Regions from separate parts of the Homo sapiens genome. Here all the other regions are linked to region 2. The links are chromatin contacts, found by Hi-C or POLR2A ChIA-PET in ENCODE. All regions are on one chromosome and are shown on one strand. The core of a region is the stretch at or near the end of the contact, and the rest is flanking DNA. Distances in the headings are between cores, read along the strand shown. Region 1 holds the start of CENPA (centromere protein A). Region 2 holds the start of NCOA1 (nuclear receptor coactivator 1). Region 3 holds the start of TMEM214 (transmembrane protein 214).

Region 1 (3,126 bases), core at 47-2,546, 2.3 Mb after region 2:
TTCGCCATGTTGGCCAGGTTGGACTCGAACTCGAACTCAGTGGTTCCGAACAACTTGGCCTCCCAAAGCGCTGGGATTACAGGCATGAACCACCGCACCCCAGCCCAGCATTTGTCCCTTGGTGGACTGCTTTATTTCACTTAGCATAACGTCCTCAAGGTTCATCTATGTTGCAGCAGGTGTCAGAATTCCCTTCCTTTTAAAGGCTGAATAACATTGTGGTATACACCCCATTTTGTTTATCCGTTCATCTGTTGGTGTGTATTCAGGCTGTTTCTGCCTTCGGGCTGTTGTGAAGAATGCCGCTATCAACATGGGTGTGAGAATATCTGTTCAAGTCCCTGGCTATATTTAAATTCTTTTGGATATTTAGCCAGAAGTGGAATTACTGGATCATCTGGTAATTCTATTTTTGATTTTTTGAGGAACCACCAATACTATTTTTCACAGCAGCCGCAGCATTTTACACTCCCACCAGCAATGCACAAGGGTTCCATGAAATCACTAATTTTATAACATTTTTCCTGATTACATGTTCACTGTAGAACATTTAGAAAATGCAAGAAATAAAATTTAGAAAATTAAAATTCCCCTTATTCTACATACCGGGACATGACTTGAATTTTTATTATCCCCAACAAAGGGAAGAGAGCATTTTTTTGGGACGATTGCGTTGCTATAGTGCCGAGGCCTGCCCTGCCCGGACCTTATTCTCAAAGCCCCGCCGATCCCGCCGTCCCCGCGACCCCAAGCGTCAGCAAAGTTTATGCAGTTGAACTGGATTCTGAGTATATCTGTGGATAGTTCCTGGGAGAGTCGCAGATACGACACGGGGTTGTCACATTCTCTATGGGTCTGTTTCCTCATCTTTAAAAGCCATCTCTGCGTTGCTAAGGCAAAGCATAAAATGTTTGAGGAAAGCGACTTTTCTAGAAAGCACGTTCTACAAACACACCATCCACGTTCCAAACTGAGCTTCGGTGTTTTGACTGGAGGGCACCTGAGGACGTCAGTACGGTCCCGCAAAGACCAGCAACCAGATTGGCAAGCAGGGGGCAGGAGAATTTCCCGCCCCATCTCTTTAGTTGTCTATTGGTTGATTTTACCATCAGTCTCCCCTGTCCTCCTATCATCGCCGCTATATTTGTGTCTCGGTGCATACTCTCATTGGCCCTACCTGCAGTCGCTCTACGTAAGGGGCGTTCCAGAGTCAGCCACTGGGAGTCGCTGGATTCGGGTTTTAAAAAACGCCGGCCGTGAAGTGGGCGGAGCGAGCGATTTGAACGCGAGCGGCGCGGACTTCTGCCAAGCACCGGCTCATGTGAGGCTCGCGGCACAGCGTTCTCTGGGCTCCCCAGAAGCCAGCCTTTCGCTCCCGGACCCGGCAGCCCGAGCAGGAGCCGTGGGACCGGGCGCCAGCACCCTCTGCGGCGTGTCATGGGCCCGCGCCGCCGGAGCCGAAAGCCCGAGGCCCCGAGGAGGCGCAGCCCGAGCCCGACCCCGACCCCCGGCCCCTCCCGGCGGGGCCCCTCCTTAGGTAACCGGCCGCGGCCCCATCTCGAAGAGGAGAAAACCGAGGCTCGCAGGCGGAGCCCGGATCTCCCGAGTCCCGATCCCGTGGCACTTCCCTGTTGGGGGACAACGCGGTTCCGCCGTCCGGCATCCGCTCCGGGCACGGGCGGTGCCAGCCCTGCGAGGGGCTGGAGCAGGCGGTTCCGAAAGCGGGAAGGGACCGGCTTAGCCACTTGGCTCCTAACGCCGTCTTCTTGTTAGGACTAGTGGTTACCCAGCGCCCACCGCCCACCGCCAACCAGGCATTGCCTCCCACTGTTCGTGCGTTATCTCAGCTTCATATTGTGCCCATTTTACAGCTAATGAGAAAGCCGAGGCACAGGCCAGAGAGCTTGAGCAGAGTCACACAACTTGGTGTTCTGGCGGACACGGGATTTCCAATCCTCTGTGTTTGTGCATTTTTAAATTGCAAAAGTATTGACTGCTTTCGGTGACGATTTCAAACAGGAGTCCTCTTAGGAGGTGTCTTTCAGGGGTTTTTTTTCCCTTCCGGGAGAGGCTGTTAGGCCTTGAACCGAGGCCCTCTGCGCTGCTCACTCTGTTGCCTTCCAGAGCTTGTGTCCGGGAAAAGGGGCCGAAGTCTGTGTCTTAATTGTCTATGGTGGGCTGGTGGATGGGAGACCCAACGGCAGGAGGAGGCAGATGCCTGTATGGTACATGGTGGCAACAGCTGCTTTACTTATCTCTTAACTCTTGCTACGTAGCTATGAGGAAGATGGGAAGTGTATTGTAGTTTATTTGTTTCATTGCTTTTTGTAGAGACTGGGTCTCCCTGTGTTACCCAGGCTGGTCTCAAACTCCTGGCCTCAAGTGATCCTCCTGCCTGGGCCTCCCAAAGTGCTGGGATTGCAGGCATGAGCCACTGTGCCTACAGGCTTTTTTGGGTTTTTTGTTTTGTTTTGGAGACGGAGTCAGGCTTTGTCGCCCAGGCTGGAGTGCAGTGGCGCGATCTCCGCTCACGGCAAGCTCCGCCTCCTGGGTTCACGCCCTTCTCCTGCCTCAGCCTCCCGAGTAGCTGGGACTACAGGCGCCTACCACCACGCCCGGCTAATTTTTTGTATTTTTGGTAGAGACAGGGTTTCACCGTGTTAGCCAGGATGGTCTTGATCTCCTGACCTCGTGATCCGCCCACCTCGGTCTCCCAAAGTGCTGGGATTACAGGCGTGAGCCACCGCGCCCGGCCGGCTTTTTGGTTTTTTGTTGTTTTTTTTTTGAGACCCATCGCCCAGGTTGGAGTGCAGTGATGCCACGAGGGTTCACTGCAGCCTCAACTTCCCAGGCTCAGGTGCTTCTCCCAGCTCAGCCTCCCGAGTAGCTGGGACTACAGGCATATGCCACCATGCCGGCTAATTTTTTGTATTTTTAGTAGAGGTGGGATTTTGCCATGTTGCCTAGGCTGGAGTAGGTTGTTTCTAGATGTTGCTGTTGCGAATGGGATTTTTTTTCTTTCCCAAAACACGAGGATTTAACCTTTGCTTCCAGCCAACTTGCTGAATTCTCGTTCACCCTAGTCGTTTTTAGTTGCTCCAGTTGGAATTTTTAAGTAGACTATTA
Region 2 (3,098 bases), core at 199-2,698:
ATTGGGGATAGGGACTCTGCGGGTGGCTAGAGGTACTGCTAAGCCAGAGCTCAGGAGATGCACCTAGGGCCCCAGTAGTAGGTCTCCGATAAGAATCAGGGGAATGAATATATAAATGAATGAATATATGAATGCATGTGGGGGTGTGGTCTAGCGATTACTTTATGAGCGTGACAAGGATAGGAAGAGGATGGTGAAAGCATACAGTAGTACCTGCCTGTGAAAGAAGCTGCCCGTCGACTCAGAGAGCTGCCACGGAGATTGGTGTTTTCAAGGCTGTCAGGTTCCCCAGTTGGGAGAAGGGTGGGAAGGGCTTAAGGATTTACAGAGATTGATTTAGGGGAGAACACACAGGAAGCGAAACAGCAGGAAACGCCGGGAGACAGCAGCAGCAGGACAGGATTGAGGAAGGGTAAGAGTGCGAAATGGGGTAAGAATAAAAGAAAGGAATGGACAGATGTATGCTTTACAAGGCACTTCCACGGCGAGTGACTCATTCATGCTTAGGACAACCCAGGGAGAGACATAGGTATATATTGCATTGCCAGCCTTTGGAATGCGGGATGCGGTCCAGATAAGGCCATCGCAGCTCAGAGAGGCTGTTCAGCCGCTGTTCGATTCCTCTGGTGACAAGAACACTCTACTTTTGGAAGTAGCACTTCTATTAGAGAAGTTAAAAAAAAAAAAAAAAGAAAAGGGAGATAAGAAGAAAGGTGTGGGCCCCTTGAGGGGAAAGATCTGTGAATGACAGACATTTTAGATAATTCATGGAATTGCAGAGCCAGAACGGGTCAGGCAGATCTTTTCATCTGTAAAACGAAGGGGGCAGACGATCTTCCTTTTCTCTTGTCTAATAGCCTGTGAAATCATCTAGGCAACCACCTCCCAATTTTACAGAATAAAAAACGAGGCCCGCGGGATATGTCTCGCTCAAAGTAACAGAACGCCCGAGTGGAGGGACAGGCCCGGAGCCGACTCCGCCCCGTCCGCAGGGCCTCTCGCCGCTCCGACACCTTCCCAGAAAGATAAAGAACAGCGGGAGGCGGCAGGCCCGGCGGCCTAGCTGCGAGCGCCCTGGTGTTCGAGGCCGCTTCCCGGCAGCAGTGGGAGGAACGCCCCGAGGGGAGGGCAGGAGAGGGGCGGGGAGGAGTTGAGACGGGCGGGGAAGAGTTCGGGCCTCCTTTCCCACACTTCGTTAGGACGCCGGCTGGGGCGGGCCGGCAGAGGGCGCGGGGCGGTTCCTCGCTCGGCGGGCCCGGCAGGCCCGGCGGGCTGGGGGCGCGCTGTCCCGGGCGCACTGTCGGAGCTCGCGGGCACCGGGTCGCGGCGGCCCGGGCGGCCGGAGCCGGCAGGGGAAGTGCGGCGGGCGGGCAGGCGGGCGGCCGGGAACGGGCGGGGCGGGGCGGGGCGCGAAGGGGGCGGTGCCGCGAGCGGGGGGCGGTGGCGGCGGCGGCGGTGGCGGCCGAGGAGGAGAACATGGCGGCCGCGGAGAGCGGCTGAAATGCCTGTTCTTCAGGCCGGGCGAGCGGGAGTCTGACGCGATTTGCTGAGCTCTGTCCTCCGACGGCTGCCTCGCGGCCTTGAGGGCCTCCGCCGCCTGTTCGCTGCTGCTCCCTCGAGCGGAGCCTGCGTCAGGTTCCCTCTGCATCCCCCTGCGGGGGGACCCCTGCTCCGGAGGAGGGGGCCGGAGAGCCGCGGCGCCGGGCCCGAGGAGCGGCGGAGGCCGGGGCGGCGCCGCCGCCACGGTCGCGGACGAGTGCGGCGCCGGTGAGCGGGGCCCAGAGGCGGCGGCGGCAGGTGAGTGGCGGGCTGCGGGTGCGGAGCCTCCCGGTGGGTGCAGCTGTCACGAGCCGCGCGGCCGCGGAGGCCCTAGGGGGCGGGGAGCAGCTGGCGCCCCTCCGCCCCCTGCTCTCCTTTCTCCCGCTCCATCCTCCTCCCACTTCCCCGAGTTCCCCTCGCGGCCCGGCGCGGCTGGAGGGGGCGGAGGTCGCAGCTGTCACGGGCACCAGCTGGGGGCTGCTCCCCGCCGGGGGAAATCGCTGCAGCAGCGACTTCTCTCCGCCTCTTTTCCAGTTGCCCTAGTTAGCGCGGAGAGGGCGAGCATCCGCGGAGGGGGTGCGAGCTGCGCGGCCGCCTGCCCGGCGTGGGGAGCGGGCGCCCCGGGCCGCCGCCGAGAGGGGGAGCCGGAAGTCGGCGCGGGCGCCCCTCGGCCCCGACGACGCCGTGACCTTGGCCGGCCCGCTCACCTCTCGGAATCTCGCCTGCCGGGACCGCGAAATGGGGGCGACCGCGGCGTCCCTCTCCGTCGGCGCAGCCCTCGACGGCGCTTGGGTTTGACCCCGGCGCGCTTGCTCGCCCCTTCTCCCGAGAAGGGGTTTCGGAGGTAGACATGGGATGGATACTGGACATGTTCCTGTCGCGGCCCGGGTTTGGTCCCCTTCCTGGGATTCAGCCGAAAGGGCCGAGGAAGGGAAGCAAACATGTTGACGAGGCGATTGGGAGGTGGGGTTGGTTAGTGGGCAGTGACAGAATTCGGGCCGCTCTCTAGTCCCTTGTAAAAGACCTGAAAAAATCGGACACCCAGGGTCTCCAGTCCTTACTACCCAGCTGTGGTGGCTGCTTTTTTATTTTATTTAAAAGCAGTTACCCCCATGGGTAGACACTGCCCAGTCTGACGACGTTAGAGGGAGACGGAGGGGTTGACAATACAGCCTGTGTGTGTGTGACAAGGACAGGCCACGGTGTTGTGTCCGGAGAGTTTCATGGGGAGGAAAACTTTAAGCTGGAGGATCTGTTAGCCTCTCATGCTTGGCCCTCCTCGTTTCTTGTAGAGGTGTTGAACAGGCAGGTGTCCTTGTGCAGAAGGTGACATTTTTTCTTCGGAGACGGTGAGTTTTTAATGTCGAGTGTGATGTTGGTGAGTAAAGGGTTCTTGAGTGAATTGCAGTCCCAGCACCCTCTGTGGATGCCAAGAGGAATCTCTGTGGCGATGATTTGTGAGGGCTGGTGCTTACATTTCAGTGATTAAGAAATCAAGTGTCTGCTTAAAACATTACTGCCGTGAAGCGTAGATTATATGATACAGTTGAGGGATGGAT
Region 3 (3,005 bases), core at 161-2,660, 2.5 Mb after region 2:
ATAAGTCACTTTGATTTTATCTTCCCTCATTCTCCTCTGCTGGCATGCTTCAAGGTTCTGAAGGCTCCCAGGATACTAACACCCTCCACGTGGATGTCTGAGCAGGAACCTGTCTGCAGATGCCTCAAGTCTGGGGCTCTCCATCGCTTCCCTGACACATCTGGAACTTGGGATTGACTCTTATGGTGGGAGGCAGAGCCTGTTCTTTCTCATTGCCTGGAAGGGGAAACCCGGCCCTGGCTGTCCCAGACCCCCAGACTTTTCTCAGCCTCCCATGAGAAGAACTCAGAGGCCAGGAGCGGTGGCTCACTCCTGTAATCCCAGCACTTTGGGAGGCTGAAGAGGGTGGATCACTGAGCCCAGGAGTTTGAGATCAGCCTGGGCAACACAGCAAAACCCAGTCTCTACAAAAAATACCAAAGATTAGCCGGGGGTGGTGGTGGGTCAGGTGATCCGTGGTGGGGGATCACCTGAGCCCTAGAAGTTGAGGCTGCAGTGAGTCGTGATCGCGCCACTGAACTCCAGCCTGGGCGACAAAGCAAGATCCTGTCTCAAAAAAAAAAAAAAAAATTATTCTCCATTCTCCACCTCCTACCCCAGCTCCCCAACACTCTGCCCTTTCCTCAAGCCCCCATCCTCTTCCTTGTTCTTTGGCAATAGATTTGTATAGCCCATTAAACCCGAGGTTTAATCACTAGCAACAGTAAAGCCAGCACTTTCCTAGAAGGAAGGAAGCATTTAATCTTCAATCTCTCCCTAGATATGAGGAGCACTACTTCCCTTCCATCCTTCCAGCTCTACGAGAAAGGAAAGAAAAACAGTGGCCGGGCGCCGTGGCTCACGCCTGTAATCCCAGCACTTTGGGAGGCTGAGGGGTGGGGGTGGGGTGGGTCACTTTAGGTCAGGAGTTCGAGACCAGCCTAGCCAACATGGCGAAACCCCGTCTCTACTAAAAATACAAAAATTAGCTGGGCTTGGCAGCGGGAGCCTGTAGTCCCTGCTACTCGGGACGCTGAGGCACGAGAGTCGCTTGAACCTGGGTGGCGGAAGTTACAGTGAGCTGAGATCGCGCTACTGCACTCCAGTCTGGGCGACAGAGCGCGGCCCTGGCAATCAATCAATCAATTGATCAATAAAGGAAAGAAAAACAGAAACAGTTCTACCAAGTCTCTCAATGCCGTGGCCTTCACATCGACGCTCAATGAACGTTCTCAGAAGGGAATCTCCTCTCCTCCCGGCCTCTTCGCCTGGGCGGGGGCCGCAGGCTGCCGCGGAAGCCTCTTCCCGATGCTCTTCGCTCAGGAGAGCCCGGCCCAGGAGAGGGACTACAAGTCCCAGGCTGCCTTGCGGCGGGCGCCGGGCGCCGGGCGCGCGGTCCTGCGAGGAGACGTGGCAGAGTGCGGCGCGCTCGCGCCGGACCGGAAAGCCGGGGAAGTGGCCGAGGAGGGAGGGCTGCGAGCCATGGCGACCAAGACGGCGGGCGTGGGGCGGTGGGAGGTAGTGAAGAAGGGTCGGCGGCCTGGGGTCGGCGCCGGCGCCGGCGGCCGAGGAGGCGGCAGGAACCGCAGGGCGCTCGGGGAAGCAAACGGAGTGTGGAAATACGACCTGACCCGTGAGTACCCGCCCTGCCCCGCCGCCTACCCCAGGCCTGTCCGGCAGGGTCGCAGCGAGCGGCTCCCAGAACCTGGGCGCGAGCTCGCAGGCACATCCCCGAGCGCCACGCTTGCGTTGTCTCTTTGGAGCCTCACGGGAGGCAGACAGCTCCAGGGAAGGTTGCGGTCCTCACCTCCCAGATGAGTAAACTGAGGCCCAGTGAAGTTGGATACCTTGGCCAGGGTCATGTGTCAGAGGGGCTAGGATTCCGGTCCTCAGACTCTCAGTTCACTGCACACACTCTCCCAGCTGCCCAGGGCCCTAGCTGGTCTCTCTGGGCAGGTGTCTGAGCTTTGAAGAGGTACTGTGGATCATTATACACGGTGCCCCCTCTTTAAGTAACCAGCAGGTCATGGAGGAAGGGACAGGAGGCCCAGCAGTGGGAGAAATGACCGCCACACACTCAACACTCACCAGGAATTATAAGTGACACCTGGTTCTTCCACTGAGGAGTGGAGAAAGATTGCCACTTGTTGATTATAGAGTTGTCATGTCGGAACCAAGAGGCGTTAGGGTAGGACCAAGATGGAAAAAGCTTGTCTTCCCAGACTAGTAGCCACTCACTGAATAAGGCAAACCTCTATATCCAACCTCTCTGCTTGTTCCTACATACTCTGATTTGTCTAATGAAGAACTGCCCCATCTTTATGAAAGAGCCCATAGACTCAAGAGCTGTAATGAAAGAAGCTACCAGGAGAACAGCCTGCCCTGCTCCTTAAGCAGTCCAAGAGGAAGGGGCTTTGAGACAGGCTCTTCCCTGGAGATGAATTAGGTGGCAGTGTGGGGAAAGGGACCACTGATAGGTGAGGCCTTGGGGACTCAAGGGTGGCCTGCCTTTCTCTACCTATCTTCACCCCAGCTGCAATCCAGACCACAAGCACCCTTTATGAGCGGGGCTTTGAGAATATCATGAAGCGGCAGAATAAGGAGCAGGTCCCACCCCCTGCTGTGGAACCTAAGAAACCAGGGAACAAGAAGCAGCCAAAGAAGGTGGCAACTCCTCCCAACCAAAACCAGAAGCAGGGCCGCTTCCGCAGCCTGGAGGAAGCACTGAAAGCTGTGAGTGTGCCTAGACATGAGACGCAGAAAGAATGGGGGCTTGAGATTTAGAGAAGATGAGAGGAGGGGGAGGTGGATGGGCAGCTGAGATCCTATGGGATTTGAAACACTTTAAGGGTTGAGAGGAGTTCAGGAAAAGATGGAAACCCCAGGGGAACAGAATGCCTGCACTTAGAATAGAAAGGAAATGGAAAATTTATAGGGAAACATGGATTGGTAAGAGGAAAGCCTTGAAGACCCAGGAACACCAGGGAGGAGATGGAGAAACTGGTTATGATTCTCTGTCCTATGGA

What was found. Hi-C counts contacts between places; a loop is a spot of excess contacts on that map. ChIA-PET counts read pairs that join two places held with the same protein, here RNA polymerase II (POLR2A). Pooled maps may share reads with other maps.
Region 1: a map of naive thymus-derived CD4-positive, alpha-beta T cell shows a loop between it and region 2 (8-fold over the local background). The contact joins the promoter of CENPA here to the promoter of NCOA1 in region 2. A Hi-C loop is called at or near these places in 1 of 168 maps with a recorded cell type or tissue (naive thymus-derived CD4-positive, alpha-beta T cell), 1 of 37 single-sample maps with no recorded cell type and 5 of 50 pooled maps.
Region 3: a loop to region 2 is called in a pooled map, with 4 times the contacts of the local background. The contact joins the promoter of TMEM214 here to the promoter of NCOA1 in region 2. A Hi-C loop is called at or near these places in 1 of 50 pooled maps. POLR2A ChIA-PET finds 5 or more read pairs at or near these places in 2 of 52 experiments (PC-9 and activated B cell).

What each region holds. Positions count from the first base shown.
Region 1 is chr2:26,784,760-26,787,885 of GRCh38, forward strand. CENPA (centromere protein A) reads left to right here and starts at 1,297. Exons shown (of 5, transcript NM_001809.4): 1 at 1,297-1,537. The coding sequence starts at 1,438. RefSeq lists enhancers at 1-467, 729-828, 1,919-1,968, 2,029-2,078 and a silencer at 1,479-1,588.
Region 2 is chr2:24,489,806-24,492,903 of GRCh38, forward strand. It overlaps NCOA1 (nuclear receptor coactivator 1), which reads left to right and starts at 1,449. Exons shown (of 23, transcript NM_003743.5): 1 at 1,449-1,797. RefSeq lists silencers at 1,102-1,441, 1,419-1,577, 1,732-2,221.
Region 3 is chr2:27,031,555-27,034,559 of GRCh38, forward strand. TMEM214 (transmembrane protein 214) reads left to right here and starts at 1,411. Exons shown (of 17, transcript NM_017727.5): 1 at 1,411-1,612; 2 at 2,513-2,712. The coding sequence starts at 1,462. RefSeq lists an enhancer at 1,034-1,323.